Regions from separate parts of the Mus musculus genome. Here region 1 is linked to region 2. Evidence: chromatin loops called from intact Hi-C (ENCODE). Cell type or tissue: gastrocnemius. All regions are shown on one strand. Each heading gives the region's core, and the rest is flanking DNA. Links, peaks and the distances in the headings are about the cores only. Region 1 overlaps Nhsl2 (NHS-like 2). Region 2 has its middle 24 kb from the start of 8030474K03Rik.

Region 1 (12,319 bases), core at 1,453-9,452, 110 kb after region 2:
AGAACACCTCCCACAGTTACTCAGTTCCCATTTCTGGAAGGTTACTGGTTCAGGGTGACCCATTTCAGTACCCCACTAAAGGTAGCTCAGCATGGTGGCTCACATCTGCATTCCTAGCACTTGGGGACCCAAGTCAGGAAGATTGCTGAGAATTCAAGGGTAGCCTGGGCGTTCCAGAACAACCTGGGATATATTGAGAACTTATCTCAGAGAGAGAGAGAGAGAGAGAGAGAGAGAGAGAGAGAGAGAGAGAGATCTGTATCATAGACAAGTTTACGTCTCACTTTGAAGGTTTACTGTGTTTCTTTTCTATTGCTGTTACAAAACACCATGACCAAGGCAAATACAGAAGGAAGGGATTATTTGGGCTTGTGATTCCAGAGGGTTAGGTGTCCACAATGATTGAAACAGCATGGCATCGTGGACCGACAATGGTGATTGAAGCTGGAAGCTAAGAACTGAGAACTCACATCTCCAACTATAAGCAAGAAACAGAGAATGTGAACTGGGAATATGGAGACATTTGAAACCACACAGCACACCTTTAGTGATGTAATTCCTCCAACAAGATCACACCTCACCATACAGTGCCACCAACTCGGGGGCGGGGGGGTCAAATATCTAGATGCCAGAGCCTATGGGAAACATCGTTATTCAAACCACCACAGTAGGTAGGTACCAACAGAGTCCTAATCAATGACATTTCCTGGTTTTATGAATCATGATTTCATCTAATCCCAGTACCCAAATAATGCTGTCTAATGATGCTGGAGCAAGTTCATTTTCTCTGCTGATTAACTCATTAAAGGGCAATAAAGAAGTGTTACTGGAAATGTTGGGAAGTCTTGGTGGGACTAACATATGATTCCAGGGAAGTCAGAGTCTCCTTTTGAAATTGTGTTAATAAAAAAATTTGAAAATGAATTCAAATGGAAGCTCAAGAACAGTTTATCAGAGTTTTAAAAGAAAAGCCCCAGGTCAGAGAAACTGTAAATCTTGCATTTGCCTGGAGGAGGAGAATGGAAAAGAAAAGGGGGAAAAGTCATGGCCTTTGAGATAAGCTGACATAGAGGTCAGCCATGTGACAGGGAGAGAAGAGTAAAGAAGCTCAAAGCGTTAGGGAGCTTAAAAGGAAAATCCCAGTGTAGGCAAGCTTCAAATCTCACAACTGCCCTTGGGGGGAGTGTGGAGAAGTGAATTGGGGGGGGGGAGCAGTCATTTGAGAATGCACTGGCATGGGGATCAACCTGTGACAATGGGCAGCCACATGTTAGGGAGAGGAGCTTTAAAGAAAGAGTAAGGAAGCCCAAAGTACCAGGGAGTTTAAAGACATACTTGGTCTCTGGCCAACGTCCAAAAGAAAAGACAGTAGAGAAAAAAAATAGTTACACCTTCCTGAGGCAGGGTGAGAATCCTAGAAAGGAAAGGTACACCACCTTATGGTGAACCAACCCATCATTCTAAAAGTGGTGCCTTAGGTGTGTTCTTGACCTGACTGACTGAATTAGCTCTTAAGGGAGGAATCAAGAACACATCTCCACCTAGAGGTAGATTCCATTCTTCACTGTAACCAGGGTGTGGATCCCAGAAGTAAAAAGAAGAAGAATGTGAAGGGGAGGGGCAGAGTAAAAGGTACAAAAGTTAACTCAGAATGGCTTGATCAAAGATGCACATGTAAGAACTAGAGCTTTTAAAGTTTTAGAAGGTAGCCTAAATCTTCATAACCTTGAGTTGGCATAGACTTCTTAGATATGACACCAAAGGCGCAAGTGACAAAGAAAAAATTAGATACATTGAACTTTGTCAAAAGGAAAAAAAATGTGCTTCAAAGGCCACAATGAGAAAAGTGAGATGCTCTCCTAACAAAGAAAAGCCCACGGCCGGATGGCTTCTTTCACTTCTGAATTCTTCCAGACTTTTAAAAGAATTAACACCAAGTTTACTTAAATGACTCAAAAAAAAATGAAGGGGAAGAAAGAATCCTTCCAGACTCATTCATTATTCTGAATAAAAACAAAGCATCTTAAGACACATCGAAAACAAAACTACAGACCACTGTCCCAATGAACAAAGTGGAAAGCTTCTTCCCAAAATGCTAACTCACCCCAGAAGAGAAACAGTTAAGGGGTAAGAAAAACGCCTCTAGATGGCACAGGATCAAAACCTAGCTGAGCTGTAGAGTGAGTTGAAGGCAAGTCTGATCCACTCAATGAGGTCCTGTGACTAAAATAAAAATAAAATTGGTGTATATACACAGTGGAATATTATCCAGCCGTGAAAAAGAAAGTCATTTATTTGCAGGACAAAGGCTGAAACGCCCGATCTTCACTTTAGTGAAATAAGGCAAACCCAGAAAGATGAGAGTGACATATTTTTCTCTCATATATGGAATCTAGATAAAGACAAAATGAAAATAGAGTACGACTATTAAGATATAATCTAGGGAGTGGAGAAAAGAGATAAAATAGGATACTGAGGGGCAAATGTGATTAACAGTCTATGGGTATGCAGAAATGTCATGATCAAAACCATCTTTTGCAATTAGTTTACTTTAATTTTTAAATCTTGCTTTTAAAATTAGGTATAAGCCAAGAGCAGTAGTGCATATTTACTTATTTATTTATTTATTTATTTATAATCCTAGCACTTAGCAAGAAAAGGGAGGCAGAGTTTGGGGCCACACTGGAGTACAGAGCAAATACCACACCAGCCTGGCACTTACTCATCAACATGATGAGATCTTGTTTCAGAAGAATGTATATGTTTAGTTTAAGTGTTGGTGGCCCGTGCCCATCATCCCAGCAGTTGACAGGCTACAGCAGAAGAATCATAAATGGAAGGTTAACCTGAGCTACAATCTTCTGTAACTCCAGTTCCAGGGTCTCTGATGCCCTCTTCTGGCCCCCACAGGTACCAGGCACACACAGGGTACACAGACATATATATATGCGAGCAAAACACCTATAAAAGAAATGACCAGCTTAAAATAGAAAAATTCCAAATAGTCTGTACTCAAAGTAGATCCACAAATGAGCAACAAACACGAAAAAACCCAAAACATTCAACATCATTTTCCTTGAGAGAAACTTGAGTCTTTTTGTTTGTTTGTTTGTCTGTTTGTTTTTGTTTTTCGAGACAGGGTTTCTCTGTGTAGCCCTGGCTGTCCTGGCTGGCCTCGAACTCAGAAATCCACCTGCCTCTGCCTCCCAAGTGCTGGGATTAAAGGCGTGCGCCACCACCGCCCGCTGAGAAACTTGAGTCTTAACCACATGAGGTACCACCTCACACCTAATAAGATGACTATGGTCTCTCTCTCTCTCTCTCTCTCTCTCTCTCTCTCTCTCTCTCACACACACACACACACACACACACACACACACACACACACTTTCACACACACAAGATTATATTACAGGCAGGTTTATTAAGAAGCTGCTCTTTGGTAGGTGACTTCACTGGCCCCAAGGACCAAGGCTAGGGAAGTCACTATGGGAAAAGAGGGGGTAGGGGAGGGAGAGAGAAGGAGAGAAAGGGCACAGGTGAAGAGAGAAGAGGAGAAAAAGACAACTGTGATTTTTTGTGTGTTGTTTTTGGTTTTGTGGTACTGGGGTTTAAACCTGGGGCCGTGTGCACATTAAGCAGGAGCTCTATGGTTGAACCACATCCCCAGCCCAGCCCAGCCCAGCCCAGCCCAGGATGGAGGTAATCTAGTAGATAGATAATAAAAAGTGTTGATAGAGATATGGAGCAATTAGCACTCTCAGACATTGTTGACAGGAATGTGAAATAATGCAGTCTCTGTAAGAAACAGCCCAGTTTTTTCCCCGAAAAAAAATTAATCATATGACCCAGGTTACCATATAATCTAGATACTCTCCATGTAGATATACCAGAGAAATAAATGTATGTGTTCACATAAGAACTTTTACATAAATATTCATAGTGCTCATGCATAACAGCTAGAAAGTGAAAATCGCACAAATTTCCTTTGGTATGTGAGTGGAGAAGCAAATCCACATGATGGAACTCAGTTATAAGGAATGAAGTAAGTCAGACATGGTGACACATAGCTAAATCTCAGCACAAAGGAGGCTGAAGAGAGCAATGAATTTGAGACCAGCCTGGGCTATATAGTGAGCTCAAGGTCAGCCTCAAAACCAGAATGAGACCTTGTCTTAAACTCAACAAAGAGCCCCCTCCCCAATGAATTAAAGATATGTGCTGTAACATGAACGAACTTTAGAAACATTGTGCTAAGTGGAAGAAGCCAGAGGGAGAGCCTCCAGGTTTGAGGGAGAGCCTCCAGGTTTTTAGTGATTCCATTTATGAGACGTGCTCAGGTGAGGCAAATCCATAGAGACAGAATAGACTAGTGGTTTCTAGTGACTAAAGGAGAAAGGAAATAGAGCACTAACAAATAAATTTGGGGTTTCCTTGCATATTAAAGTTAAATTGTGAGAGGACCACACAGTTCTGAACATACTGAAGTCCACTGAATTATATACTTTAATTGGTTGACTAGATGGTATGTGTTTTCAATCGCTACAACACATATATGTGATAATCAACTTACAAAGCAAAAAAGATTTATTTATTTATTTATTTATTTATTTATTCATTCATTCATTCAATCATTCATTTATTTATTTCCCTGCATGGTTTTGGTGTTGTGTCTTTGATCAATTGGCCTCACTATTGAGGGCCTGTGGCAGTCAAACATGGCAGGGGTGCAGGGCAAAGCCAAGGAGCTCATGAATGGTCAGAAGTCAAGGAAACAAAGGAAGAGAAAAGGGTCTCACAACTCCTTCAAGAACACTTCCTGCATGGCCTTAAGACCTCCCCACTATGCCTCACTCTTAGCGTTTAGACCATTTTCTCAATGGCAAGAAGCTGGTACCAAACCTTTTTCTTCCGCCTTTTTCAAGCCAAGTTTCTTCAAGGCTATACATTTTAGTTCTTCATTTTTCTAGATAAACCTCTTCAACTGTTGTTCTTTCCTTTACCATTTGGAGCAATCTGTTGACTTCTGCCCAGCTGGCTGAGGAGGTAATGCCATTGCATCATTTGTCATCATTCTTCATCCCTAGTAGTGTTTGTAGTATCCTAACACCTTTATGTCCCTGTCATTGGTTATCAATTGCCTTTCAACCCCTGCTTGATGAGATAAGATGCTGGTCCCCTTCTCTGTACCTTTCTCTCTCCATCCAACTCTCACTAGGGAGCATTTAGTAACACATTTGGTTCTTATTTTATTTTATTCTAGTGTTTACGAGATAAAGTTTCCAGTAGTCCAGGTTGGCCTCAAACCTACTATATAGCCAAGGATGTCCTTGAACTCCTGATTCTCCTGCTTCCACCTCCTGAGTGCCAGGATTTCAGGGGTGAGCTACCCCTCCTGCCTAGTTCTAATTTTCAAAAGCACTTGGTCTTAAAAGTAGACATGAAGGATGGAGCTAGTTTTTCCTGAGCATCCACTAGTGTCAGGAGCTGTGCATACATCTTATTTAATCCTTGTGGCAATCCTGAAAAGGGAATCACATCATTGTGATCTGAGACGTGAGAAAACTGTGAGCAAACCACAAATCTGGTAGGGACCCAAGCTGGATTTGAACCAAAGTTGAACTACAAAGTCCCAATCCTTTTCCCAGAGGCCCATGATTCCTCCAGCTTCGCTTTCATTTACAACATTTTGAGTTCCTTTTCTATGACCAAAGTTTGGACTGAAAGTCATTATCTTTTTTTTTTTTTTTTTGAACCCCATAACGATTTTGGCTCGTTCACCAGAGGGCACAGGAAAGGGCAACTTAAGAGGAAACTGAAGGCAATTGCACTGGCATGGGATGGAAGGAGTGGGCCATTTGCTGAGATGGATAGTTTAGCTGCATGCCTTGGCAGGCCTCCCTCTCTACCTGTGGCCTAGGGCTTGGCCTTTGGAGGCTAGCACAGAAATCTCAGGTGGTGTCTGAGGTGACACTGGGGGCCATGTGATAGCATCACTATGTCTCTCCCAGTCATACTGCCTGGATGTGAAGCAAGTTTTGAATTTTGAAGGTTATATAGCTGACTCAGACCATTGCTCGGGCATTGCGGTCATAGACACATGTGGGAAATTCCCAAACTAACTTTCCCACAGAGCTGTTTTGGAGTGGGGGACAGAAAGAGGCCAGGGGTGGAGAATGTATTTTAGTTATTTATTTGATTAGTATCTGTTAAATTGGCAGACCACTTCAACCAGAGGCTCGGAGTGGGATTCCCCCAGGGGTCACTTCCGGGCATATAAGAGTCTAGAGGTTAGAAGGCCTGGGCTCAGTTTTCCATACGGAGTGGAAAAGGCCATGATAGAATAAAACTATCTAGCTTCTTTTTATTCATCTTCATGCTACTGTCATAGAAAAGCATGTGGATATCCACACCCATCTGCTTCCCTCAACCCTGGACAACCAGGGTTCTTCCTCTGTTGAGACTCTAGGCATCCCCCCTGCCACCCACCTTACCTGCATCCCAGTCTTTCCACGTCCTTGCTTCAGCCCTTCTTCTTGGTCCCTGGCTTACCACCTGCACCGTACCTCCAAAGTCCTCCCACCCTGCTGCCTGACCCCAGTTCATCTCGTTACCACTGCGAGATGGATCTGCATACAGAACAGCTGTCTGAGGACTTTCCCAAGGTTACTCTGCATCTTACATCATAAAATCCAAATGCCTCCGTTCAAAGAACTCAGCCAGTCCTGGCCCAGTTGTTGGCATCCTCTGGTGGATAGAGAGCTCCCTGAAGACAGACGAGCTATGTCGGTACAGGTTAGGACTAGGGCTGCAGAGATTTCTTAGGACGTAACAGGGTCAGGACTTGTTAGCACGAAAGGGTGAGTGTGACAAGGACATCGTGGACTAGATTATGCCTCAGTGGTAGAGTGCTTTATCTACCACACGGAAGGCCATGGGTTCCATCCCAGTGTTACGAATAAGATCATAAAAAATACCTTGCATGGCTTTGTGTGTAAAAGAGCTGTCATTTGACTTATTTTGATAAATAGCTATGCAGGGGACTCTTTCACTGGCTGAATGAGTAGCCTTGGATAAATCTTCTGATTTTCTGAGCTTCTAATCTTCCACAAGAGTCTCAAATTTACACTCAGGACAGAGTGGCCCACAGAGGTGTTTGTTGATGAACACACGAAATCCATTTGAAATGCCTGTGTCCAGCACATGCATGCTCTAGTTGTGTAGTGTGCCAGCCTGTTTCCCCCCTCCCCTGACGCACCCCATCATTTTCATTTGCTGTTCAGTGCCTGAAAGCATTTACATTTGTGCTGCTGGGATTAGACTGTGTTTACTCCCCCTTTTAACTCTGGCACGCTGGAATTTTGTTTAACCTGCTTTGAAAGGAAACGTGCTAGTGCTTTGCTTAAGCGGTTTGCAATGCCATCTAGTAGCCAGCAGCCAGGCACGACTGACCGTGCTTCCTGAAACAGCCCAGGAAAGAACAGTAGTATTTCTGACTTGTGTGGTCAGCTGCACAGGGAGATGATATTCCATTGAAAGTGATTGTTTTTAGATACCCAAGCACAAGTGGTGCCCGTCTACAGTGCAGAAAGGACCAAGCACAGTGTGCCATTGGCAGCCAGCTGGGCATACAGAGGGCATTGGTTGGAAGCACAAAGTATGGATTTAGCCCAAGTTGCCTGGCAGGGTACTCTCTAGGACAGGGTATTGAATGGGAGTGTGTGCTGGATATGGCCCAATCTATGGAGGGACTCCACAGAGCCACACACAGAGGGCACAGGGAGATGAGGGAAGCATTTCCCCCACTGGTTCCTTGGCATTAACCAGTCCCAAGGGCTGCATGAGCTGCAAATCAGCCTGGCCATAGGCCAGCAGGGCACAGCTCCCTTAGAGATGTTAGACAGACACAGCAGCAACTGGAAGGCAGCAGCTCGGCTCCAGCAGCAACGGAGCCCAACTCTTTTGGGGCAGCATCTGGGTAAGAAGGGCTGAGAACTGAGTAGATGCTGGTGAGTGTGTGGGCCCGTCAGGAGCCATAGTCAGGCACTGGGTGGAAAGCAGAACTGCTGATAGCTACAGCCGCAGTGCACACACTGTGTTAGAGCTGCCCTAAACTTGGCATGAATGCTGGAGAAGGACTGTCCTTTTGGGGAATCACAGTGGCCAGTACCCTGCATGTGGGTAGTCATGGGCTTCAAAATGGTGGCTAGGAAAGGGATGGGAGAGAGGGGTGGCAAAAGGGAAAGGCCCACATGTCTGACTAAGCTGTCTCATGGGTCTGAAGCAACTCCAGGGTGCTTCCCAGGGAAGGAGACTGATGCTTGGCCTCCCTAACCCGGTTCTTTCCTACTCTGCTTGCTTATGAATTCAAGGAGACAAGTTTCCCATAGTCCTCTTTGGCAACATTAACTAGAATGGAAAAGGTAAACTTTGCAAAGCAACTTCACGGCACACATTGCGAAGTCCCGGGGAAATGTTTTGACATGCTTCTCGGGCACGGTTTCTTTTGTGTGACTACAGCCCACTCATGTCAACCAGGCACTGAGTGATACACTTGGGATTGAGGCCCACAAAAAGGAATGGGCACTCAGATGGTGGGGGCTGTCAGGCTTCACAGGTGCTAAAGGATGATAGGTGCTGGCTGGGCGAGGCTCAGTCGTGGCCAAGACCAAAGATTGGGAAGATGAAGGAGGGTGGATATGTGGAGATGGAACACGACTGGAGGATGACTGGGGTTGTGCGATGTGTATATGTGTGTATGTTTGAGACATGTTTGGGGAACCTCTCTGTAGCTGTGGCATGTGGATTTCTTCTGAACAGCTTGAAACCAGAACGCTCTGGCACTGACGGCATGGCTAGGGACAAGGCCAGAGAGCCCAGTGTCAGATAGGTAGGAGCAGCAGGAACTGGCAACCAGACCTGTGTCTGGCAGTGGCAGACCCCCTGAGGTTTCCTTGCCTCCTCCAGCTAACTTGCAGTTTGCTCAACGGAAGCCACAGAAACCCACACACCAAACTGTGCCATTCTTGGTGCATTCAGGGCCTCCTGGGGCTCTGAGTGCGGACAGTTCATGAAGCTAGATCTTAGTTGCAGACATACATATACCTGGTCCTCTGTAGCTAAGCCTATATTATCACTGCCTGGCCAGGTGGCTTGCTGGGATGTAGTTGCTTGCTGAGATAGGAGCTATGTGAGGGATTCTGGGATCTCTACTGTTTCTTTTCAGTACTAAGAGTTCAGAGCACACTAAGGGTTCAGAGAAATCCCGGGCTCTGCAGTCTGCCCATCTTTCCCATCACTTCCTACTAGGGATACCTGAGAAGGTTTGATACAGAAGCTAGCCAGCACTTGGCCCTTCATCCTTTTGGCTGCTAGGCAACTGGCCAGACCTCCATGGTGAAGGTATCCATTCTATGAGGGTCCTATGTGAGTGATTTAAGGACAAGCATCCTTTAAGCAGCAAGCCTTTGGTCCAGCAAGTGGGCCCTGGCCTGGGGATGCTACCAGATGCATACAGGACCACACTCTCCAGCCCAGCCCTGGCAAGTAGCATTTGAATAGGAGCCGGCCAAGTCTGAGACAGCTTGTGGTATGAGCAGCCACAACACCAGTCTCCTCACATTACTTTTGAAAACACTGTGCAGGGGAAAGAAGGCCAAACCCGAAGCATCTGTGAGCCATATTCAACCTCCGTGCTGCCAGTTGGTGACTGATGGGAAAAGCAGCACTCGGTCGCACATCCCTGAGAATTCTTTTTGCTTAGTGAACTGTTTTCTTCTTTAAACATTTTTTATTTATGTGAATGTAGGGGAGAGTATGCCCTGTGTGTATGGGTGCCCAAAGAGGCCCAAAAAGGGCATCAGATCCTCTGGAGCTGGAGTTACAGGACATTATGAGTCATCCCTCACCCCAGTGTGGACTTAGGTCCTCTGGAAGTCAGCAAGGACTCGTAAGCACTAAGCTATCACTCCTGTCCCCAGTTGTTTTCTTGGTCTTCTAAACCCTGCTCCTTGAGACAAATCAGCACTTTAAAAAAAAAACCTTTTTAAAAAAATATTTTATTTATTTATTATTATAAGTAAGTACACTGTAGCTGTCTTCAGATGCAGCAAAATAGGGTATCAGATCTCACTACAGGTGGTTGTAAGCCACCATGTGGTTGCTGGAATTTGAACTCAGGACCTTTGGAAGAGCAGTCAGTGCTCTTACCCACTGAACCATCTCACCAGCCCCAAATAAGCACTTTTTAATTCAATCCTTAGTGTTGCTACTGAAATGCAGTTGAATATTTATTCATTGATTTATTCATTCATTCAATTAACTTTATAAAGAGACCATGTCTCACATATACCTGTAGTCCTAGCACTGGGGAGGCTGAGGCAAGAGGGTTGCAAGTTTGAAGCCAGCCTGGGTTATGTAGTGAGATTGTTTTGAAAGCAAAGGAAAGCAAAGGAAAGGGTGAATAAAAGCAGTGTGTTGTATAAGTTGGTCTTGAACTTCTGGACCCAACGATCATCCCACTTCGGCCTCATGTGTGGATGGGATTACTGCCACACACCATCAGGCCTGGCTTTCAACAAACCTTCATTAACTTCATTGGCAAGGGCAGTGCTGGGTTGCATAGATGAAGAAATAAAAAAACAATACTTGCCTTTAAGAAATAGCTAGTCTATTGGGGAGAGAAGCAGAGAAGAGCTCCCTGAGAGGGGCAGCCCTGAGGCTGGAAATAGAGGAAGGAGACATCGCCAGGACCAACAGGATGAAAGTGAAGAGAACCCAGCTGAGGAACACACAGGGCTTTCCTGGCCTGAGAAACCTTGGGCAGATGCCGAGCATTCTGGAAGGCAATGGCATGCTCAGGCGTTGGCGGGCAGCCCTGTGATGGGTGTGTAAAGGAATGGAGAGCTGGGAGCGGCAGGAAGTGAGGCGAATCTTTTGGGGCCTGGTGGGCCATGATGTGCATCCTGGCCATTTTCCCTCTGAAGGCAGCAGGGAGCCAGCTGAAAGGCTACAGGGCAGGCAGGGACGGGTCTGTCTGACCTTGGCTTTGGATGGTCCACACTAGGGGCCTGAATGTGTCAGGTGGATAGAAGGGACAGTGGAAAGGTGCTCACCGGGGAACCAGATCCTCAGTGCTTAGACTTGCTCAATCTAGACCTGTAGACTGGGGATGGGGGTAGGGGGTGCTGAGGTGTGAAGATATGCTGGTGAGCCTTCTGTCTTTTTTGTGACAAATGCTTGTAATAAACAACTTATAAGAAGGAAAGGGTTATTTGGGCAGATGATGTAAGAGGTTTCAGCCCATAGTTGGCTGGTTCCCTTGCTTTGAATCTGTGGAAGTAGAACATACAGATGAGGGGGAGAAGCTACTTACCTTAAAGCAGTCAAGAAGCTAAGGGCCCCACCTACTAAAACACATCAGTGCTATCACCTAAGAGGGATGTGGGAAGCTGCTACTACAGCCACCTGAACTCAGCTCACCATCTCATGGGGGCTGGCTCCTGTGAGCATCTAACTACCTTCAGTCCCCATTGGGCATCACAAAGGTGACACATTTTAGAAGCAAACCTGGCCTTGTCTCCCACCGTTGCTCCAATTCTCCCTATCATGGTTAATGTTAAACGGAGCTTTCCGACTCCTCAAAACCAAATGGCCTCAATTCTTTTCCCCCATCCTCCACGTTTAAGTCACGTTGTTTCCACCTTCAAAATAGATCTGGAACCAAATGACATGCCACCACTTCTGTGGCCTGTGGCCTGTGGCCTGTGTGTCACCTCTCACCTTGCAGCCTGTGGGATCTACAAGCATCCTGTGGAATCTTCTGGTAGATTCCTCCCTGGCGCCTCTCTACTCGTCTCAACAGCACAGCTAGTGTGATCCTGACATGGGCCCTTGCCTTGGCACAAATCCTCTCTGATAACTCTCTCTTTCAGGTTACTGTCACCCCTGCGTGTGTGACCATATGCTGACATTCTGCTCCTGGTTAGTCATTGCTCCAGCCACAGTGGCCTCCAGGGCCTTTGCATGTGCTCTTCCCTTTACCTGGCCTTTCCTCCGGATTCTGGCGCAGCCCCCTCCCTCCCTCCATTGAGAACTTGGCATACTGCTTCCTAACTAAGCTTCTTTGGTCCTCCTGTTAAGAGAGCAGTGTCCCAGTCCTCCCGGCTCCGGAGCTCATCTTTTGTTTCATGTTTCTCCAAACGTCTTGCTTCTTGCATGTTCGAATCATTTGTTTTATGTGTTGCCTCTCTCGCCCCTCCAGAATGCAAGCCCCAAGCAGCGGGTGCTTTTCCCTCTGCTGCCTCTCCCTATGGTTTGG
Region 2 (12,319 bases), core at 2,410-10,409:
TTATTTAAACTACTGCTCAGTGTTTCAAAACACAGGAGCCTGCTCCAGCTGCTCAAACACATGAGTCTGCTTGAGCTGTTTGCAGATACATACTGACTGTTTTCTCTATAATGGGAGTCCCAAAATAGATGAAAACAGACAGTGATCCTGATTATGTATCTAAAACATTTATCATTTCCTGTCAGCATTGGGAAATTCATATCACTTGTGGAATTCTCTATAACTCCCAAGTATAAGCCTTAATTGAACTAATTAATTTGATTTATTACTCAAGAATCAAATACATAAACAAAAAAGGGGGTAAAGTATCAACTGTTCAGGAGCAAGTTGCCAAAACAATTTATACTTAAGACTTTTAAAACTGTTCCTCTTAATTCCACCTCATGCCTTCCCAACACCTGAAGAAAAAAGCAAGAAGCAACATCACAAGAAGCAAGAAGTTTTTACCCCAACCTGTGATTTTATATAAAATTTCTCAAGGGCCCAACCAATGGCTGGGTCCTGTTCCCTTCATTATTGGGGCCAAGGCTCCACATCTATGCTTTCTCCTCCAGACCCTCCCTGGATCCCAGCATTACTCATAAAGCTGTACAATGAGGTGGCCCCAGAAGACAACAACTGAACAACAGAAGAGGGACCCAGGCCCTCTCCTGAACTTCAACCTCATGTTGAAAACTCCATTGCCAGGGATTTACTTCTGCAAGATGATGTGAATACTACCAATAACTTCAGCCTCCTACCCGCTATTGATATGGACAAGTGTCCAAAACCTGATCAGTGTATCAGAAATTTCAGAACAGTGGGTCTGAAAAAAATCCTGGAAAGATCTTTTTTTTTTTTTTTTTTTTGCTACGATTGCTACAACCTCTCTCAATTCCATAAGGTAATCCACTGAACTCTCTTTACTTTCCTGTCTCCTCTTGCTTTAGCTTTACACAGATACTGGGGCCCTATGGCTAAAATCCCTTCCCAGGGGAGAAGTAAGTAAAGTCTACTCCTCCTTCAAAGGCCCCAACAGCAAACTAAGGCTCGATTCCCCCATGTTCACTCTGGGGGAACTGTGGTGGTTTGAGTGACAATGGCTCCAAAATGCTCATATGTTTGAGTCCTTGGTCCTCAGTTGGTGGAACTATTTGGGAAAGATTGGGAGGAAGTATGTCCCTGGGGGCAGACTTTGAGGTTTCAAAAGACTCAAATCATTTTTAGTTTGTCATTTTCTCTCTCTGCCTGCTACATGTGCATCAAAATGTAAACTCTCAGCTCTTCTAGCCCTCATGCCTTTGTTCCAACAATCATGGACTGCACCTCTCTGAAATAGTAAGCCCCAAATGGATCCTTTCTTCTTTATGTTGCCTTGGTCTTAGCATATTATGAAAGCAATAGAAGAATAACAATAACAGGAGGCAATGGGTTATTAGGCTTCCTTTCAGAGCATATGTGAGAGGTTACTTAAGGTGGTGTGGGTACTCTTCACCTAAAGGCTAACCCAGAAAGAATGAGGGCTTTCCCATAGCCACAAAAATGAAGCCCTGGCCTTTGTATACACTGTCCCCTCCTCCAGGCCATGTTTGGAGTTATCAATTTGTAGGGAACAGTTGGATACTGGGTTGGGGGACAAACTGTCAAGAAGCACAGCTGGGGTGATCTTGTGCAAGGGGACATAGCTGAATGTCTCCAAATGACACTTGCTCATCTCAGAGGACAATCACATATGACAGGCCCAATATTAGACCAATGATCTAGCCTGAACTTGAAACTCTGCTAAACACAGTGGCCACTGGAAATACTATCTTTTTCCATATGGCCCCCTTATCCAGTTACAAGATTATTTACAGGTTCCTCTAAACAAATTCCATGGGTTCCCTTGGGAAAAAAATAGGTATATTTTACTCTACAGATGTCCCTATGTGTCTTCCTACCATATCAAGTCTGTTTTGCACTTATGGGTAACCACAATGGAATATGAATCTCCTATATCAAAATAAATCCTAAGACCAGATGATAGATATAATCCATCTATACTTTAGTCAGGCAATTAGGTTCCCTGGTTACCCCAGTTCCATAAAAACAAAGCCTAAATGCCTTCACTCAATCCTAAAAGAGCACTCTTATCCTATTCCTGTTTTGGATATTTGTACTCACCTAACTATGAATAAGAAATATTACCTGAAGAAGTGTTAGAGCCAGGTGGTGGTGGCACACACCTTTAATCCCAGCACTAAGGAGGCAGAAGCAGAGACAGAAGCAGAGGCAGAGACAAGCAAATCTCTTAGTTCAAGGACAGCATGGTCTATAGAGTAAGTTCTAGGATAGCCAGGGCTACACAGAGAAAGCCTGTCTTGAAAAACAAAAGAACAAACAAACAAAAAGTGTTAGAAAATTGGCAGCCTGGTAATCTAAATTTGATTCCTTCTAGTGTTAAATCACGGGAGTATGCCATGCCTTAACATGCTACATTGGGAGCCAGGGTTTGCTGGACCTATGCACCATCCCCACAAAACCTTTCTACTATTCTACTCAAATCTGCCCTGGTGTTTGACACTTCCTCTTTTTCCTAGGTTGCTAGAGAAGGGAACGTACTAGCCCTCTAAAATGGGGGCACAGCTGGCTATGGGAACAAAAGTGAGACTCATGTTATGATCTATACTTCCAAACCTTATATTCTAGCTGTCACTTCTAATTCTCACCCCACTTACCAAACTTCTCATTATACTGTGACTCTGTCCCTTAGATGACTCACACCTTGCCTAACTCAACACAATGTCACAAAGTTGAAAATTTCTTCTATATTAATTCTTAGGCAGCAAGTCCCTGCCTAGATTCTTGTTAATCTGGCTCACCCATGTCATGGGGGATCTACTTTATAATAATAATGTAATTATGCCCTTGGATATATATGTACAAAAAGTCATTGGAATGATGATTGTCACTATTATATCTGCCATAGCCATTGTTGCAATGCTGCCACACAGCAGTGGGCCTATTCAAACTGCAATAACTATAAATTCCTATCTTTAAAATACTGTTAGTGAGTTACAAAAACAAACCCATACTGATTGTCTTAATTAGGATTTCTATTGCTGTGAGGAGATACCATGACTAAGGCAACTCTTATAAAGGAAAGAATTTAATTAAGACTGGCTTACAATTCAGATATTTAGTCCATTATCATCATGGCAGGATCATGGCAGCATACAGGCTGCAATGTGCTGGAGAGGTAGCTTAGAGTTCTACATCTGGATCAGCAGGTAGCAGGAAGAATGAGTGACAGTGGGCCTGGCTGGTGCTTCTAAAACCTTAAAGCCTCCCTCCACCAGTGACATACTTCCTCCAACAAGGCCACACCTACTCCAACAAAGCCACACCTCCCAATAGTACCACTGCTTGTGAGCCTGTGGGGGCCATTTTCAATCAAACCACCATACTGAACAATAAATCTTTAAAAGAGGGCTGAGTATGGTGGCCCACAGCTTCAATTATAGCATTTGGGAGGCAGAGACAGGTGGCTGTGAGGTTGGGGCCAGCCTGGTCTACATATTGAGTTCCAAGACAGCCAAAGTAAATAGTAACACCCTGTCTAAACAAACAAACAAACAAACAAACAAACAACAAAACCTTTAAAGATTAGATGCCCTTAAATCTGCTGTCTTGTGGCTAGAAAATATCAAGTAGTTCTTTGGCTCCACAAGCAGCTTCAATGTCACACAGGTTTTCACTGTGTGTGTGTCACACCCTTCCTTCCATGTTAACTATACTGAGAGATAGAATAACATCTATAAAACACCTTGAAATAATATTCAATATCCGTTAGAATAAGACGGTAGGAGGAAAAGGACCCAAGAACAGGCAAAACAGTCAGAGACAGCCCCACTCCCACTGTTAGGTGTTACACAAGGACACCAAGCTATACAACATACAGGCAGATGATCTAGCTCAGATTCATGCAGCTTCCCTGATTGTTACTTCAGTGTCTATGAGTCCCTATGAACTTAGTTGGTTCTGTGGGCTGTGTTCTCCAGATATCCTCAGCCTCTCTGATTCCTATAATCCTTCCTCCCCGCTGCCTGTCCCTCTTCTGTGCAGTTCCTGGAGCCCAACCTAAAGTTTGACTGTGATAAAGCCTCTCTGATGACGGTTGGGTTCGTCATTAATCTATGCGTATAGCAGAATATAATTAGGAATCATTTTATTGACTATTTCTTTTCCAGTCATGTTTGTTTCTATCCTAGGTCTCTGGGCCATTCAGGCAGTGTCAGGCATGGTCTCCCTCTCCTGGTGTTGGTCTTGCCTGGTTTTGGGACCTGGCTCAAGGCACAAAAACCTCCCAACTGTCTGTGATGGTAACTTCAGAACATGGGGCTCAGGTAGAGGTCCTGTGACCTCAAGTGGCAGACCTGGGGATAAGTATCACCTCCAGAAAAACTTGTACCACACAGGAAGTCAAAAGCTGCATGCGGCTGCCATCGTTGCATGAGTGGATGCATCGTCTTAGCAATCAATGAGAGCAGGAGAAAGGCAGTTGGCTGGTCAGGATGAGAGGATGTGGTGGCTCTGGTCCCTGACCCTCCATTAAGCTGCTAGTGAGCAGTCCCTCCAGGTTGGCTCAGTGGAGCCACTTACAGACTCCCACCACCATCTTCAGCTCCAGAGGTGAACAGGTGAACTTGTTTCCCTCCAACCCATGTCCCCATAGTGCGTTCCTCCAGCTCTGTTGTGCTCCTCTGCCCACCAGGGTGATTTTGGATCAGGGATAATCAGAGGATATGGAAACTATGCAGCAGCCTAAGAATAATGTGCAAATGTTGGGTCCTCCCCTAGTGTGATGCTAAGAGAGGATGAGCCAGAAAGGATGGAGCCCAGGGAAGAGATAAGATCAATCCAAATGATACCTTAATGTCTGCTGAAATGATCCATAAGATAAGACACCCCTTTTAGTCCTAAGTAAGGGCTCAGAAGTTCCTGTTGAATTCAAGGAACAGCAGGCAAAAATGGGTCCTATGACTGTCCCAGAGAAGGAGAGCAGTCAGGGAAGGGACAGAGACAGTGTGGAAGGGTGGAAATGTTGGGTGGGCCAGGCCTCACCTCACAGAATCCAAACCCAGTGCACAGGGCTAAACTTGAGTGCAAGGCACCTGCTCAGAAGCAGAAGTGCTTAGCCCAGGTTAAAGGAACAGTTCCCCATCCATTTCTGTACCCCAGCTTCCACAAAAGCAGAAAGAACAAAACACAGGGAAACTACTTTTACGTGCAATATCTGTTACCGGGACACATGGGGCAAAAACAGGGGCATAAAGGTGGCTCTGGCTGTAGAATAAGGAAAAGGAATAAGCAGGGACAGCTTTGGGATCCTGGGTCGGAGTAGTCTGTCCTCTCCTTAAGGGATTCTGGGTCCAAGCATTCAGGCAGAATAGTCAGGCCAGGCCCAGGTTTCCGTGGAAAGGACTGTGGATAGCAGAACATTCGCTTCAAAGATTCTGGAACCTTTTGTTGAGGGCCCGAATGACCGCTGAAACACAGGAGGCACAAATGGGTATTCCAGACACACACACACACACACACACACACACACACACACACACACACACAGAGGATTCAACCACCCTTCCCACTTCTAACCACAGAGAATCCCTAACCAGCAATTTGCCTCTCAGCCCATTTCCAAAAAGCCCTGGAATTGATGCCTCCACCCATTACTGAACTCCATGTGGAAATGTCCTCTACAGGACAACAGTGTGGGCAGGCACTTGGCAGAGCATGTGGGAGAGCAGACATACACAGTTCTTGGTGCATGCCCTAACTGTCAATGTACAGAGGACTCATGGTCTGACTTGCTTGGCATTGCCTTCCCACAGGTAGGCTAGTCTTCCCTAGGTCCCAGTACCCGAATACCTCCCTCTGCCCCTGCCCTCACCCATCCCTGCCCAAGGTCAGCTGTACCTAGTTGTTTTCTCAGCCTGCATGCTTCTTTCTCAAGCAAAGTACACTAACCCAGAAGACAAAGGAGGGGGAAAAAGATTAGCATTCAATGTCTTGGCCTCCTCTCTGCTCCATTTACATTCTTCCCCGTCCTTATAGATCCCACCCCCACAGTCCTGTGGCAAGACTAACTCAGAATCCTGAGCAAAAAGGAGGTACCCTCTCTCTTTGGAGTGTGGGGAGTGAGTGGGCACAGGAGCAAAGCTAGTTTGGGCACTCGGCTTATTATCTATCTAGGGCTGTCATTTCTAGGAGCTAAGGAAGCTTTACCTGCTGACATCCCAGTATCCCTGGTGCTTGATGCTGCTTCTCCCCAACAGGGAGTGGGGGAACCACAGATCGATCTTGGTCACCTGAAAGAGAACACAGTATGCAGCACCCAGGCCTGGGATCCAGGTGGGAAGGGTCTGGGGAGGTCTAAAATGAGGCAATATCACCCTCTGCTGGAAGCAACTTGTATTTCTTGGTTCCTCAGCTCCACCTAGCTCTGGCTTTCCTGTTGGCCAGAGAAGGAGGCTCTGTGGGCCCTAGCAATTTGGCCCTGGGTTGGCATTAGTAGGGCCATACCCACAGCCAGGACCTGAGAGGAGCCCAGCACCAGAAAAGGATTTGGGTGCTGTAAGTCAGCTTCTAAGAGTTAAGAGTTGTCCCACTGTTTAAAGCACAATCCCACTTTTTGAGAACATGGCCTGCCTATGCCCAGTCTCCTGTGGGCTGTGCCTAGAGAGGGAAGGCCAGAAACAAGGCTCCAAATCCCCAGCGACAGAACCTGAAGTGTCTCTCCTCTCCCCCACTGCTCTCAAACCCCAAAGACTCACCATGGGGTGCAGATGCTCTGGGGCTGGGGCTGGGGCTGGGGCTGGGGCTGGTGCCGGTGCCTCCCTGGCTCGGGGCCACAAGCTGGGAATCTGCTGGAACTTGAGGGGCTCTGGTGTTGGAGTCTCCACTGCTCATTTCTCCACGATGCATGCACACGGAAGGCTGCTCTGCCCTGTGTGGTGGAACCTCACACACAAAATACTTATCACTGAGTATATGTTGTTGAGGGGCTGAGGGAAAGGGGGTAACAAAATGGAGGCTTGGGAGGCTCATCCCTTCTGCACCTCCTGTCCTCAGTCACCCTCAGCTCAGGAGGCAGAGCTCAGCCAGGAAGGAGCCCACAGACACTGAAAAGCCTCAGGTCCTGGCCTGGCTTCCTTGGGGAGGAGCCAGGGAGGAGCCAGGAGGCCCTCAGGACTGGCTACATGCTCAAGTTGTTCAGCCCACACTGTAGGGGCTCTCTGGACAGCAACCACCCAAACTGACAGCCAGACACATTTCCCTCCCCAGACCTGGTTAGAGAGAGGAAATGCACAGGGAAGGGAACAGGAAGCAACCCCTAACTGAGGCTCCCTTGATATCCACCCTTACTTACCACCAGGACTCCACACTAGACATCCTAATCAGGATGAGTGTCCACTGACAACTTCCCAAGCCAAGGCATGGGCATGGGCAGGGGCAGGGGCAGGGGCAGGGGCAGGGGCAGGGGCAGGGGCAGGGGCAGGGGCAGGGGCAGCAGTGAAAATGTATATGCTGGGGAGGGAAAGGCCAGGGTGAGAGGAGGAAGAAGGTTAGTCTACTTACTTGGGCATGGTCAATTTCCTTAACCTTGGAGGACTCTGATGTTTGGGTCATCACTGTCGAATTCTTCATGGTGTCTTTACACTCAAGGCCCCTGTCTTCTCTGGCCACTGGCAGGGTTTCCCTTGTATTCTTTGCTACTGCTCTCTTTCTGGATGTACCATGTGTAAATTCGGTGGCCTCTAGGGGTGTTGTGTCATGCTTCTTAGAACTCTCAAGTGTAGGGACGCTGTTTATTGGAGGAAAGGTGGGTACTTCCACAGGAGCTGCCTTGGGTCTCTGCCCCCACAGTGGGACAGGTCTTCGCCCAGTGGCTCTTGGGATATCCTGTAGGGGTTTCTTCTCCTGGGCTGATTTCTTTTTAGGACTGGCCTTCCTCAGCACACCCACAGCAGCTCCTGGGTAAGGAGGCCTACTCTGTTCCTTGCCTCTGAACACAGATGCTTTTCTGTTAGAACAAGAGGCCCCTAGCTTTCCTATGCCCAACATATGGCCCTTGGGAGCAGACATACGCAGAGAGCCAGTCATATGATGAAAATTGCCCCTGAGTTGGACATTTCTTTTTCTGGTTTTGTCTTCAGGAGCCATAGCATTGCCAGTTATGATATGTCCTCCATTCTTGAAGCAAATGGTCACCCTCATCACATGCATCTCATTATATTCATCTGATGATGAGTCGGGGTCAGACGCTGGGTCTTGGATATCCTCAGGGATTGTTTTCTTACTCTTGATGACTTTCTTTTTCTTTTTTGTCCTGCAGGCCCTGCCTCCTTTGGGCCCACAGTGTTGGACTGGGGCCATAGAAGCCTGCTTTACATCTCCCAACCTCTTGCCCAGCCTGTTTCTTCTGCTGCAGTCTGCCACTGTATCTGCCCAAGTAGTAGACTGTTGGGTGGCACAGCTTTTTGGGGATGAGTGGCTTCTAACATCCTGGCTCATTTGGTCGGTTGGCTGTTGCACCTTATCCTCAACCTTGTTACTGTCAGGAGGCAAGCAGTCCATAAGATCCCCTTCGTCTCTGGCTGACGAGACGGGCTGCTCTCCGTGATCCTGGAGGTCCACCATTCCCGATTCTAGTGCCTGTAGCTTGGACCCTGAGTCAAACTCAGAGTTGTCCTCAGTCTTGACCTCATTCTCACTTATGTGAGATCCCATATCAGGGTCCAGGTTGAGATCCTGCAGTGAGCAGGGGCCATCCAAACAGGTGTTAGTAGCTTCCCCATCCTCAGGGTCTAAACTTACTTCTTCAACTGCCCCCTCCTTATTGCAGCTCATATTTTCAGTGCTAGTCTACATGGTCTGGCCTGTAGGTTCAAGGGATACCCTAGTCTCACCTAGACTAGCTGGGCCTTCAGAGATACCGTCACTATAGACACCACCCACACTAGCTCTAAACACAAACAAGGAGAACCTTCTAGTGCCTTGGTGTCCTCATGTGGCCTTCTCATTGGCCTATCCTCAACCAATCAGATCGATCCTTGTTGGGCCATCTTACAGACCCTAGCCAATAAGAATAAGGATTCTTGGTTGTTTGGAATTCTTATCCTGGCTAGTCTAAGCCTATGGATGGGTGTGGGGGCATTGGGGGTGTGAGGAAATGGGATTGGGTGGGAGGTGTGGTTATGTGGGTGGAACCTTGAGGTTGTGGTTCAGTCTGCCTCCTCTGGCCAGACACCTACCATGGAAGGAGACCTGCACCCTCTGAGACTCTTCCCCATGTAAAAGTGCAAAGTGGAGAAAATAACCACACATAGGCCACGGACTTGTGAAGATTCAGTGTCATGACACCTGTGGAGCATTCAACATAGAAAGGGTTTGGGAACCTTTGTTCCATAGACAGACCTCCTGCTCAACAGGACATTGGGCAGAGAAGCCCATGGCCACTGATCAGTGCTCCGAAGAAGGGGCAGAAACATAGAAGATTGTGAGCCACAGGCTACAGAGATGGCAACTATGATTGTAAGCAGCCATGTACCCATAACACTGTGTTGGGAGGTTGCAATTTTCCCACTTCTACCAGACCCCATCCCACCCTCACCCCGAGTTAAGACAGTGAGGAGGGAATCTCCTTGGTATAGAACCAAAACATTTAGTGTCACTGATTGTGAAGCTTCAAACTGAAGTCAGTGTTCACATACCAGGTTTGCAAACACAAAACAGCTTTAACGGGTAGGTGAGGCTCAAGCTTGTAGTCTGCCCTCTTCTGAGGTGGGAGGCGAAGCTAGAAGAGGGCAGTGCCTTGGGTGGGTAAGTTAGCAGGATCAGAGGAACACAAATCACATCACATTCACTAGATGCCTTACAATTTTCTAAGCACTCAGATAAAACTTACATCCATGTCAAGACATCTCTTAGGTTTCGGTAACTACTTATTGCTGCTTGCTTGCTCTCTCTCTCTCTCTCTCCCTCCCTCCCTTTCTCTCTCTCTCTCTCTCTCTCTCTCTCTCTCTCTTTCTTTCTTTCTTCCTTCCTTTCTTTCTTTCTATAAATAAATTCAATAAAACATTTCAAATGCTTTAAATATAAATAAATTCAATAAAACATTTCAAATGTTTTCCCCTTTCCATGTCTCCCCCCTCAGAAGCCCCCTCCTCCCCGTGTCTCTATGAAAGTGCTCCCCCACACACTCACTCCCATCTTCCTGCTCTGGTATTCCCCTACACTGGGACATCGTACCCCCTCAGGCTCAAGAGCCTCTCCTTCCATGATGCCGGACTAGGCCATCCTTTGCCACATATGTGGCTGGAGCCATGGGTCCCTCCATGTGTATTCTTTGTTTGGTGGTCCAGTTCCCGGGAGCTCTGGGAGTGGAGGGGCGGTCTGGCCTGTTGACACTGTTCCTTCCCTCCATGGGACTTCAACCCCCTTCAGCTCCTTTAGTCACTTCTCCAACTCCTCCATTGGGGACCTCTGAGCTCAGTCCAATGGTTGGCTTTGAGCTTCTGCCTCTGTATTTGTCAGGCTCTACCAGAGCCTCTCAGGAGACAGCCATATCAGCCTTCCATCAGCAAGCATTTCCCAGCATCCACAATAATGTCCCGGTTTGGTGGCTGTATATGGGGTGGATCCCCAGGTGGGGCAGTCTCTGAAACGGCCTTTCCTTCAGTTTCTGCTCCACACTTTGTCTCCATATTTCCTCCTGTGAGTATTTTGTTCACCTTTCTAAGAAGCACTGAAGCATCTTGGTCTTCCTTCTTCTTAGGCTTTCCTTCTTTTTAGGTCTGTGAATTGAATCTTGGGTATTCCGAACTCTTGGGCTAATATCCACTTATCAGTGAGTACATACTGTGTTTGTTCCTTTGTGACTGAGTTACCTCACTCAAGATATTTTCAAGTTCCATCCATTTGCCTGTGAATTTCATGAAGTCATTGTTTTAATAGCTGAGTAGTACTCCATTGTGTAAATGTGCCACATTTTCTATATCCATTCCTCTGTTGAGGGGCATCTGGGTTCTTTCCAGCTTCTGGCTATTATAAATATGGAGGCTATGAACATAGTGAAGCATGTGTCCTTAGTACATGTTGGAGTATCTTCTGGGTATATGCCCAGGAGTGGTATTGCTGGATCTTCTAGTCGAACTATGTCCAATTTTCTGAGGAAACTCCAAACTGATTTCCACATTGGTTGTACCAGCTTGCAATCCCACCAGCAATGGAGGAGTGTTCCTCTTTCTCCACATCCTTGCCAGCACCTGCTGTCACCTGAGTTTTTGATTTTAGCCATTCTGACTGGTGTGAGATGGAATTTCAGGGTCGTTTTGATTTGCATTTCCCTGATACTAAGGATATTGCACATTTCTTTAGGTGCTTCTCAGCTCTTTGAGTTTCCTCATTTGAGAATTTACTGTTTAGCTGTGTTCCCCATTTTAAAAATAGGGTTATGGCCGCCACCGCTCTCCAACGCCAGCGCCGCCTCTCGCTTGCCGAGCTCCAGCCGAAGGAGAAGGGGGGTAAGTAAGGAGGTGTCCATACCATGGCTCGTACAAAGCAGACTGCCCACAAATCCACCGGTGGTAAAGCACCCAGGAAAAAACTGGCTACAAAAGCCGCTCGCAAGAGTGCGCCCTCTACTGGAGGGGTGAAGAAACCTCATCGTTACAGGCCTGGTACTGTGGCACTCCGTGAAATCAGACGCTATCAGAAGTCCACTGAACTTCTGATCCGCAAGCTTCCCTTTCAGCGTCTGGTGCGAGAAATTGCTCAGGACTTCAAAACAGATCTGCGCTTCCAGAGTGCAGCTATTGGTGCTTTGCAGGAGGCAAGTGAGGCCTATCTGGTTGGTCTTTTTGAAGATACCAATCTGTGTGCTATCCATGCCAAACGTGTAACAATTATGCCAAAAGATATCCAGCTAGCATGCCGCATACGCAGAGAACGTGCTTAAGAGTCCACTATGAGGGGAAACATTTCATTCTCAAAAAAATTTTTTTTTCCTCTTCTTCCTGTTATCAGTAGTTCTGAATGTTAGATATTTTTTCCATGGGGTCAAAGGTACCTAAGTATATGATTGCGAGTGGAAACATAGGGGACAGAATCAGGTATTGGCGTTTCTCCACGTTCATTTGTGTGTGAATTTTTAATATAAATGCAAGATGGAAAGCATTAATGCAAGCAAAATGTTTCAGTGAACACATTTCAACAGTTCAACTTTATAACAATTATAAATAAACCTGTTAAAATTTTCTGGACAATGCCAGCATTTGGATTTTTTAAAAATAAGTAA

What was found. Peaks named below come from ENCODE experiments on the same cell type or tissue, not always from the same donor. Only the 100,000 strongest peaks of a DNase experiment are listed, where the experiment ranks them.
Region 1: it touches region 2 in a loop (2.3-fold over the local background); 12 of 42 quality-filtered maps call a loop at or near these places.

What each region holds. Positions count from the first base shown.
Region 1 is chrX:101,921,588-101,933,906 of GRCm38, forward strand. All of the region lies in intron 1 of Nhsl2 (NHS-like 2), which reads left to right. Among named protein-coding and RNA genes, the nearest start is that of Gm25828, 15 kb to the left of the region's middle. In gastrocnemius, for the core only: no CTCF peak of the experiment used is centred there; DNase peaks (open chromatin) are centred at 5,903, 7,812 and 8,911.
Region 2 is chrX:101,812,946-101,825,264 of GRCm38, forward strand. It overlaps Gm3858 and the pseudogene H3f3a-ps1. Among named protein-coding and RNA genes, the nearest start is that of 8030474K03Rik, 24 kb to the left of the region's middle. In gastrocnemius, for the core only: a CTCF peak has its summit at 6,421 (motif pointing left); a DNase peak (open chromatin) is centred at 6,414.